2 separate regions of the Homo sapiens genome follow, and region 2 is linked to region 1. Evidence: chromatin loops called from intact Hi-C (ENCODE). Cell type or tissue: IMR-90. All regions are shown on one strand. Links, peaks and the distances in the headings refer to the core of each region. The heading gives the core; the rest is flanking DNA.

Evidence for each region. Hi-C counts contacts between places; a loop is a spot of excess contacts. Peaks named below come from ENCODE experiments on the same cell type or tissue, not always from the same donor. Only the 100,000 strongest peaks of a DNase experiment are listed, where the experiment ranks them.
Region 2: it touches region 1 in a loop (4-fold over the local background); 2 of 110 quality-filtered maps call a loop at or near these places.

What each region holds. Positions count from the first base shown.
Region 1 is chr18:11,264,076-11,274,906 of GRCh38, forward strand. No RefSeq gene overlaps it. Among named protein-coding and RNA genes, the nearest start is that of PIEZO2, 120 kb to the left of the region's middle. In IMR-90, for the core only: no CTCF peak of the experiment used is centred there; no DNase peak of the experiment used is centred there; H3K4me3 peaks cover 532 bases; H3K27ac peaks cover 412 bases.
Region 2 is chr18:11,320,616-11,331,446 of GRCh38, forward strand. It overlaps the pseudogene LOC100130329. Among named protein-coding and RNA genes, the nearest start is that of LINC01928, 130 kb to the right of the region's middle. In IMR-90, for the core only: no CTCF peak of the experiment used is centred there; DNase peaks (open chromatin) are centred at 3,026, 4,826 and 5,596; H3K27ac peaks cover 1,433 bases.

The DNA.
Region 1 (10,831 bases), core at 1,348-9,347:
ATAAAGATCACAATGCAAAGGGCAAAGCAAAGATCACAAGGCAAAGGGCAAAATCAAAAACTGATAAGGGTCTATGTTCAGCTATGCATGTATTTTCTTGATAAACATCTTAAACAACAGAAAACATGGTTTCAGAACAGAGAATCGGTCTGAACTCAAATTTACCAGGGAACATTTTTTTCCCCACTCCAATAAGCCTGAGGGTACTGCAGGAGACCAGGGCATATTTCAGTCCTTACTCAACTGCATAAGACAGACACTCCCAGAATGGCCATTTATAGACCTCCCCCAGGAATGCACTTCTTTTCCTAGGATCTTAATATTCCTTGCTAGGAAAAGAATTTAGTGATATCTCTCCTACTTGCACATCCATTTATTGGCTTTCTGCAAGAAGAAAAATATGGCTCTTTTTGCCCGACCCTGCAGGCAGTCAGACCGTATGGTTGTCTTCCCTTGTTCCCTAAAATCGCTGTTATTCTGTTCTTTTTCAAGGTGCACTGATTTCATATTGTTCAAACACACGTTTTACAATCAATTTGTACAGTTAATGCAATCATCACAGTGGACCTGAGGTGACGTACATCCTCAGTTTACAAAGATAACAGGATTAAGAGATTAAAGTAAGACAGGCATAAGAAATTATAAGAGTATTATTAGGGAAGTGATAAATGTCCATGAAATCTTCACAATTTATGTTCCTCTGCCATGGCTCCAGCCGGTCCCTCCGTTTGGGGTCCCTGACTTCCCGCAACAATTATCCTTATTTTTTCTTCTGCTAAAGTATGGAGGTCTGGGGAGTTCATTTAGACCCCAATAAAACCTGTTTAATCCTAAATGGGTCCTGGTAGGAGGAATGTGAGAATTCCTTCATTTCCTTTTTTTTTAATTTTTTTTGAGACGGAGTCTCGCTGTCGCCCAGGCTGGAGTGCAGTGGCACGATCTCAGCTCACTGCAAGCTCCACCTCCTGGGTTCATGCCATTCTCCTGCCTCAGCCTCCCAAGTAGCTGGGACTAAAGGCACCAGCTACCATGCCCGGCTAATTTTTTTTTTTTTTTTTTGTATTTTTAGTAGAGATGGAGTTTCACCATGTTAGCCAGGATGGTCTGGATCTGCTGACCTCGTGATCCACCTGCCTCAGCCTCCCAAAGTGCTGGGATTACAGGCATGAGCCACCACACCTGGCCAAATTCCTTCATTTTCTTGTCATGCTTCAAGGCCGAGAAAGGCCTAGGCAAGACTCTTGGTGGGCCTTTATTTCATTCCAGTCTTTGTCTAAGGGCACTGGCTTTCTCAGCCTTTAATATTTAACCTAACCATTCAGTCAGTGCCGAAATTGTTGTTGTGGAGGCCTGCTTTTTTAGCTTTTGTGAGACCTGGTTTGCCACAAAAGCAAAATAAAAATTAGCTAAGGGGATATTTTGACATCTGTTCTCATTTTCTTCCTTTGCCATGTGGATCTTCTGCCCTGAATAATATTACATTTGCTTCCAAAAGTTAAAAAGATTTTGCCCAGCTCTTGCTGAATGAGTATCTCCATGTTTCAAAATTGCTTGTGGTTAAATAAACTTTAGAGTTAGAGCAATCATAATACTTGCCCCTGTTGATTAAATATCTTCCACAAGGCAAGAGCTAAAGAAGTATATCTTTATATGCATTACAGTCCTTCCTCATATTCTGTGGAGGATTGGTTCCAGGACCACTCAGAATGCCAAAATCCTAGTATGCTCAAGTTCCTGATATCAAATGACACAGTGTTTGCATATAACATAACATGCATCCTTCTGTATACTTTAAAGCATCTCTAGATTACTTATAATACCTAATACAATGCAAATTACATGTAAATAGTTGTTATACTGTATTGTTTTTATTTGTACTTTTATTATTGCACTGTCATTTTTTATTGTTACCTCCCAATATATATGATCCAAAGTTGGTTGAATCCCTGAATGTGGAAGCTGAGGATACTGAGGACACTGTACTTTACTTAATAACATAAAGGCAGGTAAATATTGTAGCTAATAGCATGGATCTGAGAACAAGAATCAGCTCAGTCACTTACTAGCTTTAAGACAATCTCACTATCCCTACTTTCCCCATTTTTAAACTGGAGATTATAACAAAACACCTACCTTAAAGGATTTTTTAAAATATTAAATTAATGAACATATCAAGCAGTTAAATGCATGAAGTACATTTAAAAAACAGGAAAAAATAAGGATTGTGTAAGGTTAGCTGTCATCATTAATAATCTTCACACCAGATATGTATTTTTAGTGAGTTTTATAGACTTTTTAGTCTGAAGCCAGAGTTGTTACATTACACAGTGAGTAAGTAATGGCTCACAAATTCAACTCAAGACTGCCTGACTCCATAGCCCAGATTCATTTAACTATTACTGTCTACATACCCAAAAAACATATTCTTCAACAATAAATTGTTTTCATACTGTTAAAGTCAATTCACCAGACATTATTTAACATCTGCCACATAGAATTTTTGTGTTGTTGCAAGGCTATTTCCTCTAAACTTACCCTGTTGAGTTTAGGAATAAGAGGACAAAGTTATGACAGGGAGGAATTTAGAGGAAGATTGTGGGCTCCCTAAGATTAACAAAGAGGGAATATTCTATGTTATATTCACAGTGCACCTTGAGTTGAATGTGTTAAATTTAAAAGGTTGATGAAGAAACGATTCTAATCCAATTAGAGTGTGATGAGAAGAATCGATGTACAAAAACAGTGCCATCAGACATGATTGGATAGAGAACGCTTCTGGCACATTTGGATAGAGAACACTTCCTCCCATGCTGCTCCCATCAAGTTCATGTTTTGATGGGGAAAGCAGCAATAAGCCAAATACATATCGGTCTGGCGTGCCAGGCTAGACGATTCTAGTGCAATGGACATGAAGGAGGAGAGAGGTGAAGGCACAGTCTTCAGTCGGTTGTTCAAGAAAGGCCTCACTGAAGTGGTGTGGGGAAGGGCTGGAGAATGAACTGGGGTATCCGTTGATAAGATGACATGCGTGCTGGCTTATGAAACTGATATGGTTTTCAGGGACCCACAGAGTGAGATAAGAGGTGCATAAATGCAGAAAACAATTTGAGTAAAGACCAAGAGGCTGAAAAGCAAAGAAACATCAGGTCTATAAAGGAGTGAAGTGTAGTAGAAAATAAGGCATAAAAGCTACTTTGGCACAATATTAAAGCAGGTCTTGGCAACAAGGCTGAGTTTAGATTTATTCTCTATGGCTTTTAGGGTTGACGAGAAGAGACTGATATGTTTGGACCTATGCCTGGGAAAAAGCTCTGATGCCTCTATGGAGACCAGTATGGGGGTGGGAGCAAGCAGGGAAGGAGCACAGGATGGGTTGGGAGGCCACTGTGAGTCACGCAGGTGAAAAGCAGATCTGTTCTAGGGGGAAATACAGAAGAGAAGATGGGACATACGACTTAGATATAGTAGCAATATGATTTAGTGACTGGATGACAGGAATGAAGGAGAGATGGGACTGAAAAATGAATAGAGGTTTAGGTTGAGCACCTAGAAGAAGGCTAGTGCATTTTACTGAGGAAAGAGGCAGAAGAAAGCAGTCTCTTTTTCCTGGATTTTAGTAGAAACAGAAGTAGGGCCAGAGATAGTCAAGAGCGCCATTCTGGACACACTGAGTCAAGGTTCTATGCCTGCATCTGAAAGGAGATGCCCACAGGCAGCTGAGAACAGGATGGACTAAAGAAGGCAGGCCAGAGGCCAGTGTTTGGGAGTCACAGAAGGGTGGCAGTCAACAGAGGGGAGAAGATGAACCCCCAGGGGAGAGGGCCCAGAACAACTGAAGATGGAAACTCTGATTTCAATGTGGAACTGAAGAGGGAAAACCAGGAAAAGAAACTCAGAAGGAACTATCATGGAGATAATAACAGGAAAAAAGTATCTCAGAAATCAGTGGATCAGAGTTGAGAACAAATACGAAAAATGAGATTGGGGGTGGGTGGAGAACATGAAGGAAGGATGGATTGGACCCATTACCACAAAGAAGCAGAGAGGAAGAGAAACCTCTAGGTTCGTTCAGTAAAACACTGTGAGGAAAGAACATTGAATTTAAACAATTTCTCCTGTTGCATTAACTCAAGGGAAAAATAGCCCCAAAGAACTTCACGAGTATGCTTTAATTGCAAATGAATGTCTTTGAGGGAGATTTAAGTAGTTTTGAATGCCCTATGGCTTAACTCACACAAATCATAGCATGAAATATTTAAAACCATAAATCAAAACAGCTGGCTAAGTCATTCTGTTTTTTTCTATTTACCTATCTTCCCCTGTAAAAGCAGGTTAATTTATGTCCTAGGTGTCTATTTACACTTTAATTTAACAACAATATATATTTTCTCCACTCTCAGGGTACTCGTTGTTAAAGTACTGCAGCACTGAATGAATAGTCCTTTGTTTTCATTTTTTTCTTATTCTTTGAAAACTAATTGTTTATCCCTTTGAATTTTAAAAACATTGAAAGAGTAAAAAAGATGGCAATTTGTCTGAAATAAGAATGTGCTGTAAAAAAAGAAAAGGCTCCCCAGACAGCGTTTTCGTATTATTGAGCATTTAGTAAGAAAAACATTCAAAAATAACCAACATCCGTGGAACTGTGGACTCTGCAAATCTGTCACTAAATTCCAAAGGAGAAACAGGCTAAATCCGTTAGACGATGCATTGCTTAATCTTGCCTTCTTAATCAACTACAGCATTGAAAAATGCAGACATGATTATGAATTGCTGCTGATAGTTGAGTGTTCACAGCAGAGAGTTTGTTCTTAACTGTTTTTCTACTGCCAAGTAGCGCTCAACTGCAGCACTTTAAATTATGTGCTCCATGATGAAATTGGATGTTCTGCTTTTTAGGTTTTCATCCAGCTAAGATCATGTTTGGGGAGAAGCCAATTCTAGATGCAGTTTTCTGCCTATGAGTTGGAAAATCCGAGTTAACTAAAGTTCAGGAAGTTTAGAAAGACTGATTACAGAGACTAGCCTTGCCTGTTTGGTGGCTCAGGGCATCCACAGGACACCCTAACCTCAGCTGGGTCAGGTCGGCAGGCGGCATGATCGTTCGGCATGATTGTCAGCTCCCATCAGTGGGGCGTCATTTCCTTTCTCACAGAAGATCCTTAATAAATACAGGTTAATTCGGTTTTGTCTTCTTAAGAAATTCTGTGTTTTAGTTCCAGAGATCCATATTTAGTGAAGATAGTACTAAACTGCACTTTGACTTTTCAAAATGAAAATTCCTTTCAAATGTTTATCTCTTGCTTCACTGTAGAAACAATTCCAGGAGGCGCGCCAGGCTTATGGACTTCAATTATTCTACCAGAAAACCGAAGAGCCGAGCATTCTAATACCTTCACAGTGGTCACACAGCTCACTCGGTCGACACTGGGAGGGAAACCCAGACTTGCTGACTCCCAGGAATGCACTCTCCCTGACCTGCGGTACAGGCTGCCTTGCATGCAGTGTCTGCACAGCTTGAAATTCCAATTTCAAAATGAAAAGAAACTTACAGTATCTCTAAGCCTAGAAGCAGTGATGGAAAAAAATCTCAAATATAAACCCTAAATCAAAAAAGGGAAGAAACTAACCTCAAAAATTAAGAATTATAGATAGTGAGAGAACGTTTCCGGCATAGAAGCCTATGGCCAGGATGGATGGGTGGAAGTAGAGAAAATGAATCTGCCAACACTTTCGTTCTGTTCACTGGTTTTCTAGTCCAGGGGCTGGCAAATTTTTTTCTGTAAAGATATAAGTATGTTAATCCAAGCACTTTGAGAGGCTGAGGTGGGCGGATCATCTGAGGTCGGGAGTTGGAGACCAGCCTGGCCAACATGGTGAAATCCCGTCTCTACTAAAAATACAAAAATTAGCTGGGTGTGGTGGGGGGCACCTGTAATCCCAGCTACTTGGGAGACTGAGGCAGGAGAATCACTTGAACCCGGGAGGCGGAGGTTACAGTGAGCTGAGATCACACCACTGCACCCCAGCCTGGGTGATAAAGCGAGACTCTGTCTCACAAAAAAAAAAAAAAAAAATATATATATATATATATATGTGTGTGTGTGTGTGTGTGTGTGTGTATTTTAGGCTTGGTGGGCCATATGACGGTAGCAATTATGTTCTGCCATTGTTGTGCAAAAGCAGTCATGAAAAATATGTCAACAAATGAGCCTGGCTTTATTCAGATAAATTTTCTTTACGAGGGCATCACAAGCATCAGGCCTAGTTCCCACAACCTCCCTACCTAGTATGTCTATCATTAAATCATTTCCACATGCCTTCAGACACTAATTGTTAGCATCTTTATTATCAACAACATCTTGAATTGAATTTGGGAGGATCTTTAGACTGGTTCAGCTTCATAAGGCCATGACATTGGGTTAAACCCTTATTGAAAGATCCAAAAGGTTGTGATTTTACAATTTTCCACTCAAATTTAACTTTTGTCAGAGATCCTTCTACAAAAGATTTTTTTTCCTCAGTTAAAAAAAAAAGGAAATTCAGTCTCAATCAGCAAGGATCAAAGATTTGAAAGCAAGCTTCCAAGTGTCTGGTTTCAGCCATGCTTCCAGATTTGTTATTCCTACATCTAACTGCTTATTTTAGAATAAGCAACCAAATTACCTCATGGATTTCCATAAATATGTATAATTAATTTTCTTATGATATAATAAAGGTCCGAGTTTGTTTACTGTGGACTTCTAGGTTTACACACTTTTCCTATAATTAAAAGAAAGAGAACTGATGAGCCCTAAAGAATCAGACTTGAGTGGGAGTAGAACCTTTGGTTTTTATTATTTCATAATTTTGTTTTCCTCTACAGTTCAGCTGTGTGTCAGATTATGTCCTTGACGTAATATATTTCCATATTCCTTCAATCTTACGTTGAGAAAAATTTAAATATCTCTTGCCAGAAAATATAATCCAAAATCAAGAATAACCTTGAAAGTAAGAATTTAACATTCATAAACAGCTATCTTATGTTGATTTAATCAGCTAAATGCAATTATTATCAGGGACTCACATACACAAAAGGGAGAGCTGCAAAGCATGAAACAAGGTTCTCAGCATTTCAGAGAGTGCACCTGGTATCAACTCCCACTGTTTCTATGAGAAATTAAACTTATCAACAAGAATATAAACTTGCTTCCACTTATTTAATCCATATTTGAAAAGTCTCTATTCCTTCAGTTTATAAAGCTAATGAATTGACTTCCCATTCATATCAAATATTGCTTTGGAATGTTTTCCAAAGAATATGTATCTTTTAACAAAAACAATTTATGCGAAACATTATATCACTAAATCAAGTATTTTATCTCCAACACATAACAGACTCAGACAATTAGAACCATCCTAAGTAAGAGCACTGATCTTTACTGAAACCTTTCAAAAATACAGAAAGAAATGTATTTCTCATAATGTGTTAGTTTTAACAAAATTTATGGTAAACGTTGTAATTTGATCTTTCTTATAACTTTCAGTTTTTTTTAAGGATTTGAAATATAAAAATATATTTTCAGAAGGTTCATTTGTAAAATAATTTGAGGGGGCAATCCTAAAATATGTGTGATCCACCTCAAGTACCTAATTTCAAGCCATGCATCTATATTTCCTGTAGGTAAAACCCCATTACTTTGTTGTGTTAACTGATTTCTTCCTATATGAACTTTTCTCCTTTCAGGGATCTTTTCCTACCAATGACAATTGTAAAACAACATGACATGCACGCCCAACTTTGATCCATGCGGGTCCTCACTGAGATGGAGACATTTAGAGGGATGAGGTGTGGGAGGGGCACGGGCTCCTGGTTCAGGCACCCTGAGTTCTAAGGGTTCACAGCAGCCCCTTCCTACTTACGTCAACCTGGGCAAGTACAATGTTTTGCACTTTAGTTTGTTTTTTGTAAAATAAAGATCAAAATACCTATCTGGAAGAATTAGAATTGCAGTCTCTCAAAGAACAATTGATATTTTCTCACTGATGCCCTGACTCTACCACTTCCTTCCTATACTTCCTTAATTTCTCTGTGTTTAGTTTCCGCATCTGTAAAATAAGAATAGCAGCCACATCTGTCTCTCATTGAGAGAGAGGATTAATGAGAGATGCAGGCAAAGTGTTTCTAGCAGTACTTGGCGGATGATGAGGACTCAATAAATATCAAATATTTTTATGATTATTATTTTTAAAGTATTCTTAATGGGCCAAGAGGTAACTCTAATTAGGCTTATATACTAGCAGGAAAGAGACAAAAAATGTCTATGTTGCTTACTTTATGACTTGAGCTGTCACAGAGAAGATCAGGGGAAGATGGAAGAAAATGGCCTGGGCAGAGTTGCTGATCTGGAGGAAACCCTCCTGAACTGAAGTCCGGGATGAGCAGGAGCCTGCTAAGCACAGGTGGAGGGCGTGAGGGTGTATCACAGGCACAGACAGAACATATCAAACTGTCCGTGGAGCATGAGATGACACAGGAACTGAAAGGCATTTGATATGCTTTGGCTGTGTCCCCACCCAAATCTAATCTTGAATTGTAGCTCCCGCAATTCCCACGTGTTGTGACAGGGACTGGTGGGAGGTAATTGAATCACGGGGGCAGATATTTCCTGTGCTATTCTCATTATAGTGACTAAGTCTCATGAGATCCGATAGGTTTATAAAGGGGAGTTTCTCTGCCCACCTTCTCTTCTCTTGTCTGCTGCCATGTGAGACATGCCTTTCACTTTCCACCAAGATTGTGAGATCTCCCCAGCCACATGGAACTGTGAGTCCGTTAAAACTTTTTTTTTTTTTTGTAAATTGCCCCGTCTCAGGTATGTCTTTATCAGCAGTGTAAGAACAAACTGATACAGCATTCATTCAGCGAATTTGAGATGTGATGTACAAGGGTTCAGGGTGATGAAAAATGAAGCTGGAGAGGTTGGTAGAAGCAGCCTCATAAAAACCTTGTTAAAAGGTTTGATATGTATCCTGACAGCTGTGGAGAGCTAGCAAAGAGATTTAAGCAGGAAACTTGATGCATGTCCTTTGAGGAGCATCATTCTGTGTGCATGTGAAAGACTCCATTGGAAGGGCAAGCCTGGAGTCCGGGCATGCAGACAGGAGGCAGAGATGTCAGAGATGTATTCCCCTGCAGCCAGGTAACCAGGCATGGGGAAGAGTAGGTGGATTTGTGAAATATGGAGGTGGTGACTCTACAGGATAGCTACATTTGTTACTGATTGGAAATGTTTATTTATCCAACCCTCTAAATTAGACAGTACTGAAAATGGCCCAGTCGCTGAGGCATGATCTATTAAAGTGTTATGTTACTGATAACAGTAAAGAAGCACAATGTTTCATTTAATGCACAGAGAGCCCTGCGAACGATGCAGGTTCCAGTCAGCGACGTCTTTGCTGAGATTTATCTTCACCAAGATGCACCTTGGGCCCCCAGCAAGGACCTAGGGAGATGTTCGGCATTCAGACCCCAAGAAGAAGGGAGGCCCAAGGCTGGGGACTCTGCCAAGTAAAGGAGGCCGAGGAGGCCCTGAGGCTTATGATGTCTGAGGGAGTGGGGCATGAAAGAGGGATAAGACAGAAGACCTAGGGATGCTGAATGGAGCCAGGAGGCAGTGTATAGAACACCCTTGACATAAGTGACTCCATCTTAGAAAAAGACTCCATCTTACATTTCAAAAGGTGTCAAGCCAAAAGGGTCCAAATATTCACCCAACCAATAGAGACCACACCCAACCAGATAAGGGCATAACCCTTCACTATCAGTCCTCATTAGAGGACTCAAAGGCTATCAAAAGAGCCAGACTTCACTAGCTAGACGTGGCCATCTCAACAGGCACCTCTTGCTGTCACTTGTGATCACTCTCCTCGGACTGGTTCATTAATCCTTTTTCCTGCACCCTTTTCTCTTGATGTTAAATCAAATTATGTTGACAAAAAGCTGTACTGGAGATCACATTAACTAGCTCTACAATGTATTTCAACAGGTGAGTTTTGGATTTAAATGAGGCCCATCAATGATTAGCCATCTGATGACTGCCATGCATGGCCTGTGACACTGTCGTTCAGTGTGTGCTGTGAGATAACTCTCCATGGGTTTCTTGGGTTTCCGCACACCTTACAAATAGAATCGCTGACTGCTTTTTTATTCTGAGCTACTTTTCCCAGAATGTTTCTCTAGTGAACAGCCTTTGAAGATTGAGATCGTGTTTTCCTGGAGCAATGGTCAGTCATGACTACAGCCCGGGGCCTAAGGTCAAAGTCTCATCCTGGAATGCAACCAGTATGTGTGCTGATGTTACATGGTCCTCTTTGTGTCACCCTAGAAGAACTGGAACTCAAGGAACCAGTACAACAAAAGCCGATTCTCTGGGTATTGCTGTTTTTGTGAGTAATAAAGTCTTAGTCTCAGGCCAGGCAGTCTAGTGTCTTTCACCAGCATCCATGAACCTGTGACTTGCTAAGCTGTTATCTCACAAATAGGGTAAAATCTCAGACTTTTCACAGTTCTCAACAGATACTATGCTTCTCATTTAGGCAGCCACATATGGTCAGAGAATTTTTTGCCTGCAAAATTAGTGCCTTTCTTGGCAAAATGGTCTGCCTTTTTTAATTCAATGATGAAAATTATGCAACCCTCATGATTTTTTTTGTTTGTCTTGGTTATAGAAAGCTCAACAGTAAATTAATGTTTAGTCAAAATAACAATGTGAGCATAAGTATAATTTCACTTGTTACATACCATTTTCGTGTTAATATAGCTATTTTCTTCTGGTAAACTGATAAGCAA
Region 2 (10,831 bases), core at 880-8,879, 56 kb after region 1:
AGAACAAGAAGCCTTCTGATAAGAGAATACATCCCCAACTGTGGCATTTCCAATAAGATACTGCAGGAAGAGGATATGTTTTTCAAGAACAGCAAGCATCCCGATGGCTCCCATCTGCCTGGTGAGCTGCTTCTCTGCCTTCGTCTCAGGTTGGCCCTGCCTGTGTTTCCCCAGTGTCATTGCCTGCAGTCAATCTCCTTTCTAAAATAAATCCCAGAACTAGCTATGTCTTTGTCCTTTTCTGACATCTGAAGACTGGCATGATCTGAAAGCAATCTATGCCCTCTCGCCTCAAACACTCTCTAAAAGGAAATATCTAAAAATATCTAAAAGCAAATTCCTGCATCCCTAGAAATCTACCATGGCAAAACACGCACACGCGCGCGCGCACGCACACACACACACACACACACATATAATGATTGTAGGACCAAAATAAAAAATCTACGGCATTTTTCCTTGGTGGTACCCATTGGGTTAATCAAATTTCATCTAAAATAAGTCATCTCGACCCCCAGGCAGTCACCAGGAAGAAATTTAAGTTCAGTAGTGATTCAGAATCAGAGGATAAACACAAACATGTGTCTTTGGCACACAGAGAAAGCCTGGGGACAGGATGTGGTTGCAAAAGGAATATTTCCCCTTTAAGCCACTGGTTTTGTGAGACGTTTGGTAAGAAAAGATTAAGAGGTAATTTTCCTCTGAGGGCTTACAGGAAATAATTTATGAACGTAAATAGCTACCAATGTTACTGAAAGTTAGAGGATGCTTAGGTTTGTTAGTTGTCATTAGTGTAATAAGAACAGACTTATAGACAGTTCACAATATTACAAAGTAAGTTAAATAAATTAAATGCCCTATTAACACTGCATTTCAATGTAATGTTTCCTTGTTATTACCATAGCAAATAATAATGCAAAAAATTATTCCTAGAGGATTCTTTCTAGGTTGCAGACCAAAAAAAGGTGGCAGCGGTGGGGGGAGCTTATAGAAGAAAAATAAACTTAAGAAATAAATACCTAAGTTTATAGTTTGAGCGTTTGGTTAAATAGTGGTGTAATTTACCAAAATCTAAAGTAGGGAAGATGGGCAAGAACAGGTTAGGGAGCAGGATGGTGAGGATTAAGGCAGATTCTGCTTTGGACATGTTCTGTGTGAACTGCCTATAGAAAATTCAAAAAGAAAGGTCAAGTACACAGTTGGGTATACAAATTTAGAACTCTGTAGAAGTTTAGGCAAGTGACATCAATGTAGAAGTCATCCATATATAAATAGTATTAAAGTAAAGGGACAAAAATGAAGACAGAGAAAGATCCTGGCCAAGACCTGGGGTTCATTGCAGTGTATCTGTATTATTCTGTTCTCACCCTGCTAATAAAGACATACCCGAGGCTGGGTAATTTATAAAGGTAAAAGGTTTAATTGATTCACAGTTCCACATGGCTGGGGAGGCCTCACAATCATGATGGAAGGCCAATGAGGAGCAAAGTCACCTCTTACATGGTGGTAGGGGAGAGAGAGTTTGTGTAGGGGAATTCCCCTTTATAAAATCATTGGATCTCCTGAGACTTAATCACTATCACAGCACAGGAAAGATCCGCCTCCCCATGATTCAACTACCCTCCACTGGTCCTTCCCACCACACGAGGGAATTATGGGAGGTACAATTCAAGATGAGATTTGGGTGGGGACGCAGTCAAACCGTATCAGTATCCATATAAACATAGAGCACAAGGAAAAGCCACAATAAAACTTTTTTTTTTTTTTTTTTTTGTTTTTTAGATGGAGTGTTACTCTGTCATCCAGGCTGGAGTGCAGTGGCACAATCTCGGCTCACTGCAACCTCCGCCTCCCAGGTTCAAGCGATTCTCCTGCCTTAGCCTCCCGAGTAGCTGGGATTACAGACACATGTCATCATGCCCGGCTAATTTTTGTATTTTTAGTAGAGACGGGGTTTCACCATGTTGCCCAGGCTGGTCTCGAACTCCTGACCTCAGGTGATCTGCCCGCCTTGGCCTCCCAAACTGCTGGGATTAGAGGCTTGAGCCACCACGCCCGGCCAACAAAACCTATTTTGCCTGTTAAGGAGTTCTCAGCCATCTTCAAATCATTAGATTCAAGGATCAGTTGGCATCTCAGGAACCCTCAAAATGGATAATGGGCAAGAGTTTAGTGAAAGAGTTAGTTACCAGTATGTGATTTGGTTAACAACAACAGGGCAGGGCAAAGCACCACGTTTCTGCAAACACTACGAGCCAGGGCCTGAAGGGGCTGCAACAGAAGGAAGTTGTCATCCAGGACCCAGCCAGAACCACAGCCACGGGAGAGGTGTCCTGCAAGGGGTGTGCTCCTCAGGACATGAGCACAGCCACTGCAGAGCCCCTGGACCTCCAGCTTCTCTATCTCCTCAAGTCTCCTCTTCACCAAACCCAGCGGAGATCAGCGCACAAGGCATTGCCAAGATGGTCCCGGAAATCATTCTCCCCGGGGACAAGGCCAGGGAGAATAGATGTAGATGGGGAGACAGAGAATCCCCAGCATATATTATTAGTGTAAATAGTTACAATTGACCATATGTAGGTGGTTACTGTCAGAAAGTGGACGCTTATATGCTGTTCAGTCTTTGCCATTCAAATGGCAAACTTTTCAAACTGGAGCAGAGTCGTCTAGCTCAGTTTTGCCTGTAATTATCTTTCTCTCTAAGGCAGCATCTGTACCATACCTTGCTTCCCACGTCCATTTCCATCCACTAGGGCAACACGGGCCCCATGCTTGTTTGTCAGAGGTTCGCTCTGTGGGGCGTCATGTCACGTGGAGTTCTGGACAGGGCGAGGCCCCTGAGGCTCTGACTCTTCTCTGCCCACAGCCCTGGGCTCTCTGTGCCTCGGGGCCACGTGTCCTCATCCAGCCTCGCAGCCAGGAACTGGAAACTCCCTCAGATTAACATCAAGTTCAATGCCAAATTCCTGGGAAAAAGCCCAGGAAACCATGAGTGTCTCCCAGGGTCCTGAGACTGAACAAGAGTGACTCGCAGAGACCCGCTGTCTTTTGCTTCCACGCCCCCACCCCCAGGGCTTTCTTGGCACCCCAGGGATTTATCTCCATCTGACCTTATCTTTCACACAGTTGTTCTGACTCATACTCCTCTTGGTGTTTACAGATCCCTCCATGACATGTAGTATTTATTTTTTACACAGGTTGTTCTTTAACTTTAAATCTAATTTAAATTTAACTAGCCGTGTGGCCACCGTATTGGGCAGTGAGGGCTTAGGCAGTCTCACTCACTAGCTGCGATGTTCACACCTGCCCCAAGAAAATCTCATTTTTTAATGGAAAGAAGTTAACAATTAACAAGTTAATCTTGTTCAGGTACTCTGCTGAGTGCCACTGTATACGTTATCTCATTCAAAACTCACCTCAGCTTCGTGACTAAAGAAAGTGAGGTTTGTCAAAAATCTCACTTTTTGAAGTGAGTTAGTGATGAAGGTTGGATTTGAACTCAGATATATGTTGTATCTTTTTAAGTTAGGTTTTTTTGTTCTATTTTCCCAGGGTTGCCATATAGTATAGTAGTTAAGATCCGAGCTTTGGAGGCAGGTAGGTCAGTTCTGCAGATTAGTTACTTGTGGCCTTGGGTTAGTTATCCAACCTGTCTAAAGCATCCTTTCTTCATTTGCAAAGAGGAGATAAAACAAGTAGCTCCTTTACATATTATGTGTGTTATATAACATTCTAGGTGTATTTCATGATGTAATACTTATATGCAGAACTTAACAACAATTTAATATTATTGTTAGTTATATGTAAAAAGTCATTTCAAATCATTCTTTAATTTAATCATTAAAGGAGAATCCCAAGGGCCTCTACCCAGCCACAATTTCTTGAACTCCTTGGAGATGATGGTTAAGAAGAAAGCATAATGCTCTCTATCTCATTTGATAAAAATCTTCAACAAGGGAAAAAATCAAAGCCTCTCTTGGCTCTGAAAGCATTTTTTCAGTTGTTTAAAATTTATGATTCAAGGGTTGTTTGGTTTTGCCTGCCATAATAATCATGGGAGGGTGTAAGATTTCGCCATAATAATCATGGGAGGGTGTAAGATTTCAACAACTATCTGCCATGAAGGCAAACATTTTCCTGTGTGCCAGGCCCTGGCTGATCTTGACAAGACACAGAGCTTTGAGTCTCAAATCAAGAGGTCACTGGAGCTTTAGCAGTCACCTGCAGCCACTGGGAAACGTGGTCTCAGAGTCCTAGGATTGCTCTCAGGAGAAGAAATCTTAAAGATTAGTCTTTTCAATCCCCTCACCCCGAAAGCCAAGGATGCAAGCACGTAACATTTAAAAAAATATTTGGCCCTGTGTTACTGTTCTGTCAAATATCAGGCATTACCAGTATTTTACATTAATTCCATTATTTTTTTCCAGAAGATTGTATCACAGTTAGCTAGACATATATCCATGATGGTATAATCCTGTTGACTCCTATTAAATTCTGGGAAATTGCTGACTGTTCTTCAGAAAGCCAAGAGTATTTCTCATGTGAGGGTTTTCTAAACAAACTCAACTGAGATTTTCACAGTTCATGTGTCAGGTGGTTATGTGGAAGAGTGCAAGGATCAAATAGCCCACAATGCCTCAGACCGGCCCACAACATATGTAGCTTTGATATAACTCAAGGACAGTGGGACGCTGGCAGGGTGGCAAGGGACAGTCACTGTGCTATACAGTGTAAAAAATTTCAAAAGTCAAATTTCTCTTTTGTCAGTTTCAAAATGACTGGCTGACTCATGCTAGTTCAATGGGCTAAAAAAGCCACAAAAATCTCAAAACCGTTGCTGATTCAGAGCAAAATGATGGTCTACAGCCTTTCTAGAGATAGGGCTTAAATTTGTGGAACATGTCTATTATGATGGGCGATAATCTTGATCACATTTAACATTAAAAGTAGATTTATGAGTGATGATGTAAGAAGATGCTGAGCAGGAAGGAACTCTGAGACTGGAGCTTCAGATGCTTGAGGATGAAGTGAATGGTCCTTTCATCCTTGCCCAGAGTGTCTCTGTCCCTCTCTCCACATGGAGACAGGTGACAGTAAAAGAAAAGCCCTGAGGTTTGCTAGGAGCTGGGGTCAGGTGCATCCTAAGATCTACCTCTTCCTGTCACCTTCTGAACATTTTTTATTAGTGGAAACATTATTTTTCTTCCATACAATGAAGTCAGTATCTTCTTTATTTTTTATTTTATTTTATTTTTTGTGAGATGGAGTCTCGCTTTGTCATGCAGGCTGGAGTGCAGTGGCACAATCTCAGCTCACTGCAACCTCTGCCTCCCGGGTTCAAGTGATTCTCCTGCCTCAGCCTCCAGAGTAGCTGGTACTACAGGTGTGTGCCATCACGCCTGGCCGTAGAGATGGGTTTTCACCATGTTAGCCAGAATGGTCTTGATCTCCTGACCTCGTGATCCACTCGCCTAGGCCTCCCAAAGTGCTGGGATTACAGGCATGAGCCACCCCGCCCGGCCAAAGTCAGTATCTTAATTTAAAACCAGTGTTTGTGGTTCTGATTCAACTGCTACAGTTCCTCATGCAGTTTGAGAACAGAGGAATACACATTCTGTTGCTATGACAAGATGACTAATAATAAAGAAGATCTATTACTAACACAATAGTGGTCCAAGTCTTGGAGAAAGTTTTGCAGATTGGAGTTAAATTTAATGCAATTTAATCTGATAATTTTTTTAACTTACTGCTGAATATGGGTCCAGTCATTTACCAGAAAAGTCAGAAAGACAGGAATAAAAAAACCAAAGGTATTTGGCAGGATAAATTATCAACTGGAACACAGGCTTTTAGTAATAGATCAGAACAACACATGGAGGGAGTATCAGTTTCTCACAGCAGTCTTTTCATAGAAAAAATGGGCAGGTGCTATCAAACTTTCACCAAACATGGTGACTATGCCATACTGGGAAGGATGGCAAGCTTCAGAAACTACTGCCATGTTAAAAGATGAAGGTACTCCTAGTGATGTTGAGGAAGATATCATTTTGGAAACAAACAAAGAAATTAACAAAGATATCCAGTGACACTATGATATTGCAAATACTTTCACTATTTTTGCTAGTTGGTTTTGGAATATTTTCAGTTGGCATTATGTTAGATATAGTACAACACTGAGAAATTTCAATGGTTTGAGACTTGAGGAGATGTTGGGATGAGGTCAATACATTTTGCATGTAGAGTGGACATAGATCTTTGGGGATCAGAGCATGGACTGTGGTAGACAGAATATGCCATCCCCCAATGATGTCCATGCCCTAATCCCCCAGAACCTATGAATATGTTACCTTACATGGCACAGGGGCCATGTTGATGTGATTAATTTAAGGATTGGAAGTAGGAACATTATCCTGCATTGTCTGCATGGGTCCAGTGGAATCACAAGGTCCCTTATAAGAAGGAGGCAAAAGGGTCAGAGTAAGAGAGATGTGATGATGGAAGCAAAGATCAGAGAGATTTAACATACTACACTGCCAACTCTGAAGATGGAGGTAGGGACCATGAGCCAAGGAATACAGGTGGCCTCTAGAAGTTGGAAAAGGCAAAGAAACATTTTTCCCCTACAGCCTCCTGAAGGAATGCAGCCCTGCTGACACCTTAAATTTAGGACTTCTGATCTCTAAAATTGCAGTATAATAAATTTGTGTTGTTTTAAGTTACTAAGTTGGTGGTAACTTGCAATAGCAGCAATGGGAAATTAATACGAAGTGTTCAAAAAGGTTACAGAAGTTTTCATTTTAATTTCTGCACTTCTTGTTCTCCATGAAAACTTGGAAATGACATTGGCATCAAGGTTAACCACTGCAGTAAATGTAGGGAAGATGGATTCACCCGTTGAAAAGTAGAACCTAGGAATTGGCAGTTTGGCCTTAAAGCAGATTCCGGCAACTGTAGTGGGTTTTCTTGCAGCTGTAGCAGCAATTATTTTGGGCTGGATTCCAGAAGGAAAATAAAACTTTGATCATTCCATCATTTTGTGCTCTAACAGAGAGAAAACTACCTTCCATGCATCTCTTCTGCAGAGAATAATAATAGTTTAGGTTATTGTTGGTTCAAAGAAGAATGGTATAAATTCTGTTAATGTCACTACAGCCATTGCTGCTAGTTTTGGCAACCTTACAACTCTATTTTTATCTTGAATAAGTCAGAGTCTAATACTCCTGTCTTGAGACTTATTACTACGTATTAGTTGGTGCCTTTTTCTCTGCCCTAACTCCCATCTGAATTGTAATGACTGCCAAACATTCAACCACATTGGCAGTTCTCCAATCGGTCTCAGGGCCTGCCCTAAGAGCCAGGATTGTAAGTGGCACTGGGCCTTACTCTGGAAACATGTGTATCTGACCCAATGTAATTAGGATTATTGCTATATACTAATAATATTGGTAGTAATTGGGCGGTTGTCGATGCTAGCAGGATTTCTACCTAACTCAATTTGCGTAGCACCCACGATAATTGTCTGATGAACTCAAAGGTTGTTATTACCCACTTAGGACATTTTTGTTCCAAAAGTAATAGGTCTGCTGAAGTTTTATTGATTTTAGTGATTCCAGGGCATTTTATTCCTTTACACTTTCACTTGTTAAAAAAAAAAATCCTACTTCTTCAACTGTAATCTTCACCGTAATTTACTTATTTGCTTCTGTGTCACAGGTATTTACCTTGTTATGAATTTCTGACAGGATAGCCCATCACTTCTGGAATCAAGAAAAGAACCCTGATAATTTCTTCATCCCATATCTTTTTTTTTTTTTTTTGATACGGAGTCTTGCTCTGTTGCCCAGGCTGGAGTGCAGTGGCGCAATCTCGACTCATTGCAAGCTCCGCCTCCCGAGTTCACGCCATTTTCCTGCCTCAGCCTCCCGAGTAGTTGGGACTACAGGTGCCCGCCACCATGCCCGGCTAATTTTTTTTTTTCTTTTGTATTTTTAGTAGAGACGGGGTTTCATCGTGTTAGCCAGGATGGTCTCGATCTCCTGAACTCGTGATCCACCCGCCTTGGCTTCCCAGAGTGCTGGGATTACAGGCGTGAGCCGCCGCGCCCAGCCTCTTCATCCTGTATCTTATGGAATTGGTTGATCTGTCTGGGTCAGCTTTATTAGCCTTAAGTGTTCATTTTCAGTGGTTTGTTAGAGACTGAGATCAAGATGTTAGGGACTAATAAATCCTGCTAAATCTTCTCAGATGATCAAGGAGAAAAACGTACAGCTCCTTGCCAAAAATTTTAAGCCAATAATTTGTCTTTTTCCAGGAAAGATTTGGTTGGCCCAGATTAAATTAAATGACCTTCTCTTCTTTAAAGAAAGGAATTGGTGTTGAACTATAATGAATAGTATTTGTGATGCCTTTCATAATATAAATGATAATTTGACATTGACAAGGATACAAATTTCAATCTCTGGAATTAATTAAATGGGAAAGGATACAGGATTTTGCAATGAATAATTTTGGAACCACACACATAGAAGAAATGTACTTTATCATTGTTTAATTTGTAATGTAAGGTTAGGAGAAATAGACCTCGAGTTTAACTTTCCTTATCTTACAGATGTATTGTACTTCAAAGCAAACTATAAAAATAAGGAGGCCAAGCCAAGCTTTTTTACCTTCATGCCAACTGAGGAGAAATTTAACAATTGCTGATTAACAAAAAAATAGATAAGTTTCGCTAACCTAAAAAATGTTCTGCTGAGTAAAAGATAAACTCTGTTTCACCTGCATCTATCAATTGTCATGAAAGACTTCATGGAAAGCTGCACTTTTAATTTTTTTCAAATTGATACAGGGTCTTGCCTTGTCTCCTAGGCTGGAGTACACTGGCATGATCATGGCTCACACAGCCTCAACCTTCTGGGCTCAAACAATCCTCCTGCCTCAGCCTCCCCAGTAGTTGGGACTACAGGCATGTTCCTCATGCCCAGCTAATTTTTTATTTTATGTAGAGACAGGGTCTCACCATGTTGCCTGGGCTGCTCTCCACCTCCTGGGTTCAAGAGATTCTTCTGCCTCAGCCTCCCAAAGTACTGGGATTACAGGCATGAGCACCGTGCCTGGCCGAAAGCTGCACTTCAAATATAGAATGCCCTTGAGAGATCTTTAATTACAGCAAGGGCTCATTTTTGATTATTGATTTGTAAAATTATAATTGATTTTTTTCCCTGAAAACTTTTAAGTAGTCAAAAACAGAAGATAACCTCAGTTGTGCTCATAGAGACAGTATGGCATGAGAAGTTGTGCATATGTGCATGAATAGATGTGTGTGTGCATGCTTTTAACAGAGAGAAAGAGATTAAAAATGTTGCTTTTGTTGTAAAATTAAACCTTGGATTGATGATAGCAAAGATCTTAGTGCTATTGGAATAGCATCATTATGAAATTATTTCTTCACACTTATCATTGGTATGCTTTTGTCATTTGTCTAAAAATTTTGCTATTGGCCAGAATGTAATATTTGTTATCTGTGTAATCAATAGTTTCTTCTAATTAAAAATAAACTATACCATTTAATATAACCAAAATATAAACAAGATTTATAATGAGCAAGTGATTTATTTGCTTTTGAAAGAAGTCCATAAAACTCTTAGCTTACCCTTCTTTAAAAGAAAAATTGGTAGTTCTTCTCTACTATTGTACATGCCTACAAACATCATTCATTTGCACACATTTGTTTCCAAGCAGGGGTTCTATCATACACTTCTATGTTTTTCCAGTACCTTTTAAAAAAACTCTAATCTATATTCTAAACACTTGAACCAACAAATTAATTATTTAGTAGTTAAGCATTTTATATAATGCCTAGTTCATTTTTTAAAAATACAGTAGGGGTTGTTTAGGTCCATTAATCAAATAAAGGAAAGAAAAAAAAATCGTGTTAACTTTTATTCTTGTGGTACAAGTTTTGTGTTAGTGTCGGCATGATCTAAATAGTAGGTTGTTTATATTGAACAAAGTGTGCCTGTTAAACTCTTTAAAACAAGGAAAATATGTTTTAAAGTTTATATTTTTGCTTATTTTTAAACTTTAAGTATTCCACTCTCTGTCTTGTAATGAAGCTTCCAAGGCAGAAAACAAATTTAATAATAAATTTTTTCCTCTAGAAAGTTATAATGTTGTATAGTAAACATTCTTATAAAATAATAATGATGTTTAAGTTAATGAATATTTATCTTTTTGCCTAATAGATTTCTTTTTTTTGAACAGTTTTGAATTTGAGTTCTTATTGCTCTACATTCTCACCAGCCTTTGGTGTTGTTAGTTTTTTGGATTTTGGCCATTCTGATAGGTATACAATGGTCCAGGCTCATTATCTCTTATCTGAAATGCTTGAGACCAGAAGTGTTTCAGATTTTGGACCCTTTTGGATACTGGAATGTTTGCATATACATAATGAGATATTCTGGGGATGGCACTCAAGTCTAAATAAGAAATTCATTTATATTCCATATACACCTTTTATACACATAGCCAGAGGGCAATTTTATACAAACTTTTAAATAATTTTGTATATTTGCAAGAAACAAAGTTTGTTTACATTGAACCAGTAGAAAGCAAAGGTGTCACTATCTCAGCCATCCATGTGGGCAACCTGTGGTCACTATCTCAGCCACGATGTAAACAGTAGTTTATTTCTCTGTTTCTTCAGGTCATTTAGGGTGGTTATTCCATTGTTGTTTCAATTTGCAATATCCTAATAACATAGGATGTCGAACATTTTTTCATATGTTTATTAACCATCTGCATATCTTCTCTAGTGAATGTATATTCAGATCTT